Regions from separate parts of the Homo sapiens genome. Here region 2 is linked to region 1. A link is a loop called in an ENCODE intact Hi-C map of the cell type or tissue named here. Cell type or tissue: OCI-LY7. All regions are shown on one strand. Links, peaks and the distances in the headings refer to the core of each region. The heading gives the core; the rest is flanking DNA. Region 1 holds the start of CYREN (cell cycle regulator of NHEJ). Region 2 overlaps LOC124901750 (a long non-coding RNA gene).

Region 1 (5,370 bases), core at 192-5,191:
GGAGCGCTCTTTGGATTGCGTCAGTCAGGCTGGCCGGAGTCCTCTGCAGGGACGCTCCACAGGGCTTGTCAGTCACCTCGCTTCCTGGTCAGGGAACCAAGGACTGTAGCAGGACAAGCCACAGACAAAACCTCTCAGACACGGAGCTGTAGAAGAAAGGGCTTTATTCAGCTGGGAGCATTGGCAAGCTACTGCCTTAAAATCCGAGCTCCCCGAGTGCACAATTTCTGTCGCTTTTAAGAGCTCACAACACTAAAATTTCACATGAAAGGGTCGTGATTGATTTGAGCAAGCAAGGGGTACGTGACAGGGGCTGCATGCACCGATGGTCAGGGAGAAACAGAACAGGGCAGGGAGTTTCACAATGTTCTTCTATAGAATGTCTGGAATCTATGAATAACATCGGTTTCTAAGTCATGAGTTGATTTTTAACTACTAGGTTTAGGCCAGGCAGGCCCAGGTCCAGTTTTGGGCCTGGCGCTGGGCTGCCTGTCTTTGATTTCACTTCCTTTTTTTTTTAAAAAAAAAAAAAAAAACAGGTACTGAGTATAAAACAATATGAGAGGGTCTCTCTCTTCCCTCGCTTTAACTTTCGGAGGGCTGAAATTCTTTCTAGCCTTGGTTAATACAGCAATTCATTCCATTCTAGCTATTGTTATTTCTCTTACTATAATTTTACTATTAGTACTTACGCTATTCTATTATTTTCTTAATTTTCCACTTAATTAGGATAACAAACCGAGGCCGGGCTCCCATCCTCCTCAAGCACACGAGGGGGGCCTGGCCCAGCAGGGAGCTTCGCCTGGTTTCTGAGGGAATTCCCGGCGGGCCTTTCCAAAACATGCCCGTTCCCTTCCGCTAACTTCAGGGGCCAAGAATTGAACTTTCACCCTCCTCAAGCCGGTGGCGCTGCCTCGCTGGCGTTCCCAGCGCGCAGCCAACCGGATGCCAGCCGGCGGCATTACCACTGCCAGCATGGGGCGCCCGCGGACCTCCGACTGAGGCAGCTGCCGGGAGCCGGAAGTGTCCCGGGCGCCGGGACTGCGAGGGGGCCGGGAGTTCCCCAAGACCGGAAGTGTCCCGAGGCCGGGAGCCCGCGGGACCCCGGAGCGCGCGGGGCCGGAAGAGGCGGGCGGCCAGTGGAGGTCCGCAGAGTTTGGGCGCCAGGCGAGACGGCAGGGCTTAAAGTTCCGGGTGAGGCGTGGGTCCCACAACCGCTTGGAATTTGCCTCCCGGCTCCGCTCTGGAAGCTAAGAAGGGGCACGAGAGCCGGAGACGGGAACCTGAGAGCAGGGAAGCCAGTAGCCGGCCGGAGGAGCGCGCGGCCGCTCCAGTCGGAAGGAGCCGTTGCAGCCCTGCCCGGCGTGTGGCGGGGTCAGCGAGGCCCCTGCGGTGCTTCGCCCGCGCCTTCCGCTCCGCACTCACCCGCCCTCTGGGCCTCCCACAGGTCGGCGCCGCCAGCGGCGGGTACCGGCCCGCAGAGGGAGGGCGGGCTGTGAACTGGCAGCACATCGCGTTCCCGCGGGGCCCCCATTCTGCCCAGGCAGGGAGCGGCTGGGATGGGACTGAGGTCGGTCCGCGAGCGCGGTGCCCCAGAGACCCGGCTTCTGGAAGTTGCCGCGGCCTGCTCTTGGGGCCCAGAAGTAGGGCGGGGAGGCGCGGGGTCTGGAGTCTGCAGGACCTGGCTGCGAATCCAACCAGCTGATTTCAAACTTTTCTGTGATCTTCTGCAAGTTAACTAAGTCTCAGTTCCTCGTTTGCGAAATGTACTTAATAGGCACCCCAGGGTGAACTAAATTTGTCCGCACAGACTGCAGCATTGCGCTTGGGAGGCGCCTTAGGGGGTAGGAGTCACTAATATCACTGAGTTTTGACAGAAATGAAGGTGCATTGGCAAAGGTGTGCCCCATGGCCGGGCAGGTTAGGAGGAGGGCCTGGTAATATTTTTTCTTAAATTGTAAACAGCCATCTGGATGAGCAATGCATTATCAAATTATGATTCAGAGAGGACTATCGCTGACTACTCTTTTTTTTGGGCAAACCTCCGCTTCAGGAGCTTCTGGCTTGATTCCTAAGTGGAAGGTAGAGACCTAGGCCCTCTGAGTCACAACTCCATCTCTCTGGGTGAGGACTGAGCTCCAGGACTGCTGAGTGGAGGCAGAACAATTGGGATAGGGAAAAGAGAGGCCAAACTAGATCAGAGGCTGGCGTGGGCTTCAGAATCTACAGACTGGCACAGTTAATGCCTCCGGGCCCCTATTGCTGCTTCAAGTTTGACCAATCAGAAGTATCTTTAGCTTAAGGGCGGCGTGTTGGCCAATGAGACTTTATTGTGAAATAAAATGCCCTCAGTTTCATTTAACTGAGCCACCATAGAAGAGTAGAGAAATCGAGTTGGCCAGATGAGGGAGAGGCCATTAAGAGGTATTTTAGGGATTGAATGGGCTGGGCACCCAGAGGACAGTGGCATTTGGGGTGGTAATGAGAAGGAACATTAGGGGCCTCCGCCTCCTTCCGTTCCTCCTGTGCTGAGTCAGTCAGCACAGAGGCTGCAGGAGGTATCTCTGGTTGGCTTTGGCTGCCTGTAGGGGGCACCAGCTTTGGGGAGGTCAGAGGGCTCTCTCCTGAGCTGCTGTCCTGCCCACAATCACACCTGCCTGATGCCTGTGAATGGCCGTCTGAGTCTCTTGGGCCTTGGTCACTTCTGGCCTGCCCTGCACCGACCAGTAACTGTGCCTGATGACTGGAGGTATGGGAATTCACCGGACTTTATTGTTCTTTGTAGGAATCAAAGATCAACTCCCACTGAGGACAAATGGACCTGTAATTCCGGGTGTGACGAGAGAACGAGATTTACCTTCCTGAATTAAAAAACAGGTCATTAAGCTTGGGCCCTGACTCTTCTTTGTGAGAAGGTACAGAGATGGAAACCTTACAATCCGAGACTAAAACGAGGGTCCTTCCCTCATGGCTGACAGCCCAGGTGGCTACAAAGAATGTGGCACCAATGAAGGCCCCCAAGAGGATGAGAATGGCAGCAGTGCCAGTGGCAGCAGCAAGGTGCGACAGCTCTGGTCAGAAGACTCCTGCGAATCTGGCAAGTGGAGCAGGGGCCTCCATGACCTGGGCCAGGTCTTCCAGCCTAGGCAGAACAGCAAGATGGGCGGGTGTTTCAGTCTGATCATCTCTTGAGCTTTTAGAAGGTGGAGGGGCTGTGGGCGGGAGGCAAAGCGGGTTAACCCTCGAGGACAGGCACCCACTTCTGCCTCTGCACTGGTGAGTGCCCTGCCCTCAGCACACACAGAGTGGGTTCTCCATGTCAGCCAGTCTCTGATGCCAGTTGTCCAGAATGCCAGTCTCTTCCTTTACAACAAACATGGTAACATCAGATGGGCAAGATCAGTGGAAGGGTCTGTTCTGAGTGGTGCCTGCCCCTGTGGACAGACCTTTAGGGATGGACAGATGAGCAGCAGCTGCAGGGCCAGCAAGAGCTAAGGAGCTGGGGAGTGAGTTAGTTGAATGACGGTAATTGCCGGGGGGGGGCGGGGGGGGGGTGGTGAGTCTCCAGGCTGCACTGTGAAGTGGGCGGGGCCCCAGCACTCGGTGTTTCCCTCTCTGGCTCCTCCTCCTCTAAGGTTTCCTGACTGACAGCCTTCCCTTGTGACTGCTGCCGTCTTTCCCTAAGTCTGGTCCTGCTTTCAGGTTCCTCTCAGTACAGCCTCAGCCCGAGGTTCCCTTCCTCTTGCATCCATGTGTGTGTTTCAGAGGCGGCCATCCTTCCCTACTTCCAGATCCTTGTAGGGCAGTTGGTGGAGGGTGGGAGGCACCCCGGTGTTGCCTCCATGAAGCCCTGTGCCAGTCACTGGGCTGCAAGGCTGAGGAAATTGTGTCCGTGTCAGAAAGCTCCTCAGCTCAGAGGTGCTGGTACCTCCTGCGTGGTAGGAAGGCAGGGGGAAGAGGCCCTGCTTCTCCTGTTCTCTTTGCCCTTATGAGACTTGAGAGTCTGTGTCATCTGTGCCTTGCATGTCTTTTTTTCAGACTCCCTGCGACAAGGACTGTGTACTGCATGAATGAGGCTGAGATAGTTGATGTTGCTCTGGGAATCCTGATTGAGGTAAAGTCAGACAAGCCTCTTACTCATGACCAGAAACTCTGCATGGGCAGAGGCTAGACCCTTGGTCACCGTCAGTAAGAGAGACGCCCTCTGCCGTAGGCTACCTCTTCTTCCTCCTGCCACTTCCCTTGCTCTTATCTCGGCCATGCTGCCCAGGCCTCTCCCCATGTGGGTGTGCGCTCGTGGGGTGTCTTTGAGGCTAGAAGCCTGGGAGGGCATGCGTGTGTTAGGGAGGGCGTGTGTGTGTTAGGGAGAGCGTGACTGTGCACTGGTGTGTATGTGGATGGGACATGAAGCGTTTACCTGTTTGTGTTCTTGGAAAGGTTCCCAGTTGGGTAGATGACTTCTTAGCCATTGCCCCTCTCCTGAGCAGAGGATGCTGAGCTTCCTAGCTTCCTGCAGTAATAATTGCAGTGCCTCAGAGTTGCACAGCATTCTACAGTTTACCAGGTGCCTTGAAAGCATGCGTTATGTCATTTTAGCCTTGCAATAACCCTGTGGTGTGGGACTTTTCCTAGTGCTAAGGCATGGGCCCACACCCAGGTTTTGTATCCTGGGTTCTGTCACCGGCCTTTCTAGACATGTTTCTTCCATTTCTTTTTCCTTTCCCCTCAGCTAATCCTCATGCCTTTGCTTGCTTCTCTCCCGAGTGGGTTCTGGTTTCTTCAAGAGCTGTGAAGAGGGGGTCAGGGGAAGGAGTGGGGTGAAGAGAGGGTGGGTGCTCAGGATATGGGTACATTGCCTGGCCTGGTCACATTGGCTTTGTAGTTGCTTCTAGATACATCCTGTGTTACTGACAGATCAGCATGTTAGGGAAATAAAACACGTATGTTGAGCCTGCGTTTTCCCGTACTCCACAGAGCCGCAAACAGGAAAAGGCCTGCGAGCAGCCGGCCCTGGCGGGGGCTGATAACCCAGAGCACTCCCCTCCCTGCTCCGTGTCGCCTCACACAAGTTCTGGGAGCAGCAGTGAGGAAGAGGACAGTGGGAAACAGGCACTGGCTCCAGGCCTCAGCCCTTCCCAGAGGCCGGGGGGTTCCAGCTCTGCCTGTAGCAGGAGCCCTGAGGAGGAGGAGGAAGAGGATGTGCTGAAATACGTCCGGGAGATCTTTTTCAGCTAGGGCATAAACTGTGCACTGAACTGTCTGCCGAGAGCAGCTGGAGGACAGCTGAGCTTCCACTGGTGCTGCTGGGCCGCCCGCCTGTGGGAATGGGGCTCTCTGTGCTCCTACCTTTGTGCCTTCTTGGGCCTGGCA
Region 2 (5,370 bases), core at 155-5,154, 400 kb after region 1:
CAGTGACCCCTAGAAGCTGGAAGGGAGGCGTGGGGTGCAGTCTCCCTCAGGGCCCCAGAAAAAGCCAACGACCCTGTTGACACCTTGATTTTGTACTCCTGGCCTCCAGAACTGTGAGAGAAGAAATGTGCATTGCTCTAAGTCACCCAGTTTGTGGTAATTTGTAATAGCAGCACAGGAAACGAATCCTCCCCAGATAGTGGCTGCTCTGCAGTTTGGTTTCCAGAATAAGAAGACACATGGAGCGGGGCTGGGCCGGTGAGTCCAGTCAACACCAGCAGAGCTACTATTTCCCAGGCCTCATGTGACGGGAGCAAGAAACAAATGTTTGCTGTTGTAAGCCACTAAGGTTTGAGAGCATTTTTTCTTTTTACAAAGAGAAAGGTAATTAATATTTATAAATATTAAGTGAGAGTTAAACTAAAGAAAAAAATTTGGTTACATCAAGAAATAAAAATTTCTGTTCAAAAAAAGCCACCATCTACAAAGGGAAAAGAGAAGCCAAGAGAACATTTTCAATGTTTAAAACACAGAATTAGAATCTAGACTATTGGCAGAACATGGTGGCTCCCACCTGCAATCCCAGTACTTTGGGAGGCCGAGGCAGGAGGATCACCTGAGGTCAGGAGTTCAAGACCAGCCTGGCCAAAATGGTGAAACGCTGTCTCTACTAAAAATACAAAAATTAGCTAGGCATGTTGGCGCATGCCTGTAATCCCAGCTACTCAAGAGGTTGAGGCAGGAGAATTGCTTGAACCCGGGAGGCGGAGGTTGCAGGGAGCCAAGATCACACCACTGCACTCTGCACTCTAGTCTGGGCAACACAGCAAGACTCCATCTTAAAAAAAAAATCTAGACTATCAAGGAATGCCTACAAATCAACTGACACAGAGAGAGAGAGTGTGTGTATAAGAGAAAACCCAATAAAAAATAGGCATAGGATAAACAGTCCACTTAGAGAACACTGCAAAGGTCAAAAGCCTTGAAATGATGTTCAATTTCATTAGTCATCAGAAAAATGCAAGTTAAAACAATGACAACCAGATTGGTAAAGAAAAAAAAAGTTTAATCACGCAAAACTAAACGTTGTTGATGATGTACAAATTCTTATACATTTTGGATAGGAAAGTAGATTGGTGCATTCACTTTGTTGAGTGATTTGACAATATCTAGTGACTTTCAGTATGCACATCTATATTCTGTAATCCCATTTCTAGGTATATCCTCTTGGGACGCCCTCACACTCTTAAGCCAAGAGACATGTCAAAGGAAGCTCATTCGAGCATTGTTTGCAGTAGTAAAAACATTGTTAAAAATGCTGCAATAGCAATTGACAGGGGAGAGGCTACAGAAACCATGATATATAACATAATAGCTAAATATCTAATTATATAAATATATGTATAATTATAAAAATATATAATAGCTAATACCATATTATATATGGAATAGGATGGGGTATTATACATAATAGCTAAAATGAATGACCTAGATGTACCTGAAACTCAGAAGCATATTGAGTGGGAAAAAAGAAGCAGGTTGCAATTGGAATTATTCCATTTGTATGAATCATTTAAGAATGCATATGAGAATGGACTAGAACCACATCAAATTTAAGATAGTTGTTGGCCATGAGGGAGAGAGGGGAATGGTACTGCTCTTGAAATTAAGAAATTTAAAATATATCAGCAATGCATAAAAGAGGATCTTAAGCAATTATGAAAAAAAATTACATCTGTTAACACTGCAGAGTATGTACACAGCTGTTTGTTGTGTTATTCTTAAGCTTTTTGTTGTTTTGTTTTTTTTAAAAAATTGCAATATAAATGAGACATTCTCCCCCCAGAGAACTAGCAATCTGGTCCTCTAGATTACTTCTCCGATGTTCCTATGACATCGGGAAAAGCCACTGTGCTTCTTTGTCCTCAGGCCAACAGAGTAGCTCACTTGGGGCCAGCCCAACTAGCAGGAGAATGGACCTGCCCTGACTGTGAGGTCCTCAGCTTAGTCACACATTTGTACAAAGGCTTTGACACCATAACATCAATAGTCACTCTTTAAGGAGTAATAACTTAAGCCACAGCCTGCTTAGCACCTGCTCAGCACTTGGTGCCACCTGTTTTATCAGTAGGGTGCAGATGAAATGAGAGCCTGCACTGACCCACTTTGATGGGGCCAGTCTCCTGGAGCGGCAGGTGGAAGAAGAAGGGCACTGATGGTCCGGAATAAGGCTGAGGACCTGACAAAATGAAAGAGGACATGATCAGAGAAGACCCAGTGTAGATGAAGGAGCTCCTGAGATAAATGGTACTGTTTCTCACTTCCATGGAACAGGACTGGCCATCCCCTCAGCCTTCCTATAGGAAGTCTCTGTCTCCTTATTTCCTGAGCTATAGAGGATGACTGGATGTCTCCATGTTCCACCCTTCCCAGTCCACCCATATTCATTGCTGTTGGATTTGCTCTAAGCTTAGAGAAAGCAAAAAGTTTCCAGAAATTTCTCCCAGTCTCCAATGGGTATCTGAGTCATGCAAAGCTGTGGCTAGAGTTTTCTCAGCTATTCATTTGTTTATTCATTCATTTATTCACTCAACATCTGAGCATCTGTTACCTGCAAGGCTTAGTGTTAGGTTCTGTCCTTGTTCTAATCTTGTCACTGTCACTTTCATATAATCAGAAACACGGTGTGTGCCTCTAGAGAACTGCTGTTCTAATGGGGAAGCTCTGACAGGCACCAGAGATGGACTCCAGGATGGCAAGTCCTGAGAGAGACCATTTGGCTCTGCACGTCTGCACGTGCTTACCCAGCCATGCACGTTTCCTCTTCCCGTTCATGCTCAAGGAAGCCTGTCTGAAATCCAACCAAGACTGTTTGGTGAGGCCTGGCCTCCCCTCCTAACCAGAAAACACACACTTCACTCATTTCAGAAAAATAAAAATAAAAAAGCCAATCTTATAATTGGCTTTGCATTGCAGGCATACTTGTGAGGGGCGCAAATAAGAAAACATTTAAAATATTTGATCTATTTTGGGTGAGGTTCTGTAGCTTTGGCCTAGCCGACTGTCATCTGAGAGGCAAGAAGCTAGAGATTTCTCTTGGGGGATAGACTATTTTTAAGATCGGAAAAATATTTTTAAAGAGATTGCTGCGTCTGGCGATAACTGGGGAGAAATGGCTGTTTGGACTAAGCAAACTGTGTGATATAGATGCGTCTAACCACTGATCAAGCTCTGCTGAGGTTTGATGGATTTATGTCACACACGCACACACACACACACACACACACACACACAGAGACAGAGAGAGAGAGAGTGTGTGTACACGAGGGAGAACTGAAATATCTTTGCAGCTTCGCGGTCTGGTCCCTTTCTGAACCCTCACTGGGCCTTTCAGCTTCATTTCACCTCACGCTGCTTCCTGCTCTTTCGTCTCTCTGTTGGTCCCTCCTCTCTGTCTGTAAACATGTCCAAGGGTTGGGGTGAAAATACCTTTGACTGACTCTTGTTTCTTTTAGCTCCAGTCTTCTCTTTCCTCTTAGTGTCAAATTTCTCCAAATGATTAGTTTATGAAGCAGCCCCTCCCCATTCTTTGTCCATGACCTCAGCTCTTGATCCATGGCCATTTTGTCTTCAGCCTCCCTTCCTCCCTCCCTGTCTGCCCGCCACGATCCCTAACTCCTCTTGCTTCTCTCTTCGTCTTTGGTGGCTCCTGACGCCAGTGTCTAGCCTATCGTCCTATCTCTCTGGCCTCTTGACATTTTCTTCTTGTGCTTTCTTTTCCCTAAACATGGGCATCCTCCCAGGTCCAGGCTTGATCTCTCCCCTAGAAACCAATAATACCTACTTCACAGGACAGAAGTAAGAATTAAATGAAATAAAATGCATATGAAGCTGCTTTGCGAACTAACTGCTCATCTACTTACACACAATAAACATTTATGAAGTAGCTTCTCTGTACTAAAACTTTTCTCAGTCCTGATGTATTAGGCCATTCTAGCATTGCTAAAAACACCTGAGACTGGGCAATTTATAAAGAAAAGAGGAGGCCGGGTGCGGTGGCTCATGCCTGTAATCCCAGCACTTTGGGAGGCTGAGGCAGGTGGATCACCCGAGGTCAGGAGTTCGAGACTAGCCTGGCCAACATGGTGAAACTGCATCTCTACTAAAAGTACAAGAATTAGCCGGGTGTGGTGGCCTGTAGTCCCAGCTACATGGGAGGCTGAGGCAGGAGAATCGGTTGAACCCAGGAGGCAGAGGTTGCAGTGAGCCAAGATCGTGCCACTACACTCCAGCCTGGGTGACAGAGTGAGACTCCCTCTCAAAAAAAAAAAAAAAAAAAAAAAAAAAAGAAAAGAAAAGAGGTTTAAGGGGCTCATGGTTCTGCAGGCTTTATAGGAAGCATGGTACCAGCACCTGCCCACCTTCTGGTGAAGCCTCAGGAATCTTTCAATCACGATGGAAGGCAAAGCAGGAGCAGGTGCTTCACATGGTGAAAACAGGAGCTAGCTAGAGAGAGAGAGAGAAAGAGAGAGAGAGAGAGGTGCCATACACTTTTAAACAGCCAGATATTGTGAGAACTCACTCACTATCCTGAGGACAGCACTAAGAAGATGGTGCTAAATCATTCATGAGAAATCCATCCCCATGATCCAATCACTTTTCAGGGCAGCACCAAGAAGATGGTGCTAAACCATTCATGAGAAATCCATCACCACGATCCAATCACCTTTGAGGGCAGCACCAAGAAGATGGTGCTAAACCATTCATGAGAAATCCATCCCCATGATCCGATCACCTCCTACCAGGCCCCACCTCCAATACTGCAGATTACAATTCAACATGAGATTTGGGTGGGGACAAATATTCAAACGATATCACCTGGGAATACATTGATAACTGTATGAGACACTGTACCTGCCCTTCTCATAAAAGGGGTTTGCCTTTTGCTGGCAGATGTACATGGAATCGCATAAGTGCAGTAGTGGGGCAGGTGTCCCACAAAAATTCTGTGCAGTGGGGATTATGTCAGGCAATCAAGGAGGAAGAGGTCATTCCTATCTTACTAGGGTTTTAAAAAAAACTCATTTGTTCTCATGTTGTTAACAATTAGCTCTTGTGATAACAAATAATATGCATATTTATACCCTGAACTTTTCTTTCTTTTTTTTTTTTTTCCGAGACGGAGTCTTGCTCTGTCATCCAGGCTGGAGTACAGTGGCACAATCTCAGCTCACTGCAACCTCTGCCCCCGGGCTTAAGCAATTATCCTGCTTCAGCCTCCAGAGTAACTGGGATTACAGGCGTGCACCACCACACTCGGCTAATTTTTGTATTTTTAGTAGAGACAGGGTTTCACCATGTTGGCCAGGC

What was found. Peaks named below come from ENCODE experiments on the same cell type or tissue, not always from the same donor. Only the 100,000 strongest peaks of a DNase experiment are listed, where the experiment ranks them.
Region 2: a loop joins it to region 1, with 2.5 times the contacts of the local background. A loop is called at or near these places in 8 of 110 quality-filtered maps.

The regions. Positions count from the first base shown.
Region 1 is chr7:135,166,476-135,171,845 of GRCh38, reverse strand. CYREN (cell cycle regulator of NHEJ) reads left to right here and starts at 1,139. Exons shown (of 4, transcript NM_024033.4): 1 at 1,139-1,194; 2 at 2,786-3,060; 3 at 4,039-4,114; 4 at 4,975-5,370. The coding sequence starts at 2,924. The coding sequence ends at 5,235. RefSeq lists enhancers at 399-618, 2,699-2,828 and a silencer at 999-1,608. In OCI-LY7, for the core only: CTCF peaks have their summits at 922, 2,374 and 2,582 (motif pointing right); DNase peaks (open chromatin) are centred at 1,005, 1,375, 1,715, 2,565 and 1 weaker place; H3K4me3 peaks cover 2,830 bases; H3K27ac peaks cover 2,484 bases.
Region 2 is chr7:134,765,120-134,770,489 of GRCh38, reverse strand. The region is part of intron 1 of LOC124901750 (a long non-coding RNA gene); the gene reads left to right. It also overlaps a transcript of CALD1 not described here. Among named protein-coding and RNA genes, the nearest start is that of CALD1, 12 kb to the left of the region's middle. In OCI-LY7, for the core only: no CTCF peak of the experiment used is centred there; DNase peaks (open chromatin) are centred at 2,799 and 3,359; H3K4me3 peaks cover 1,054 bases; H3K27ac peaks cover 1,828 bases.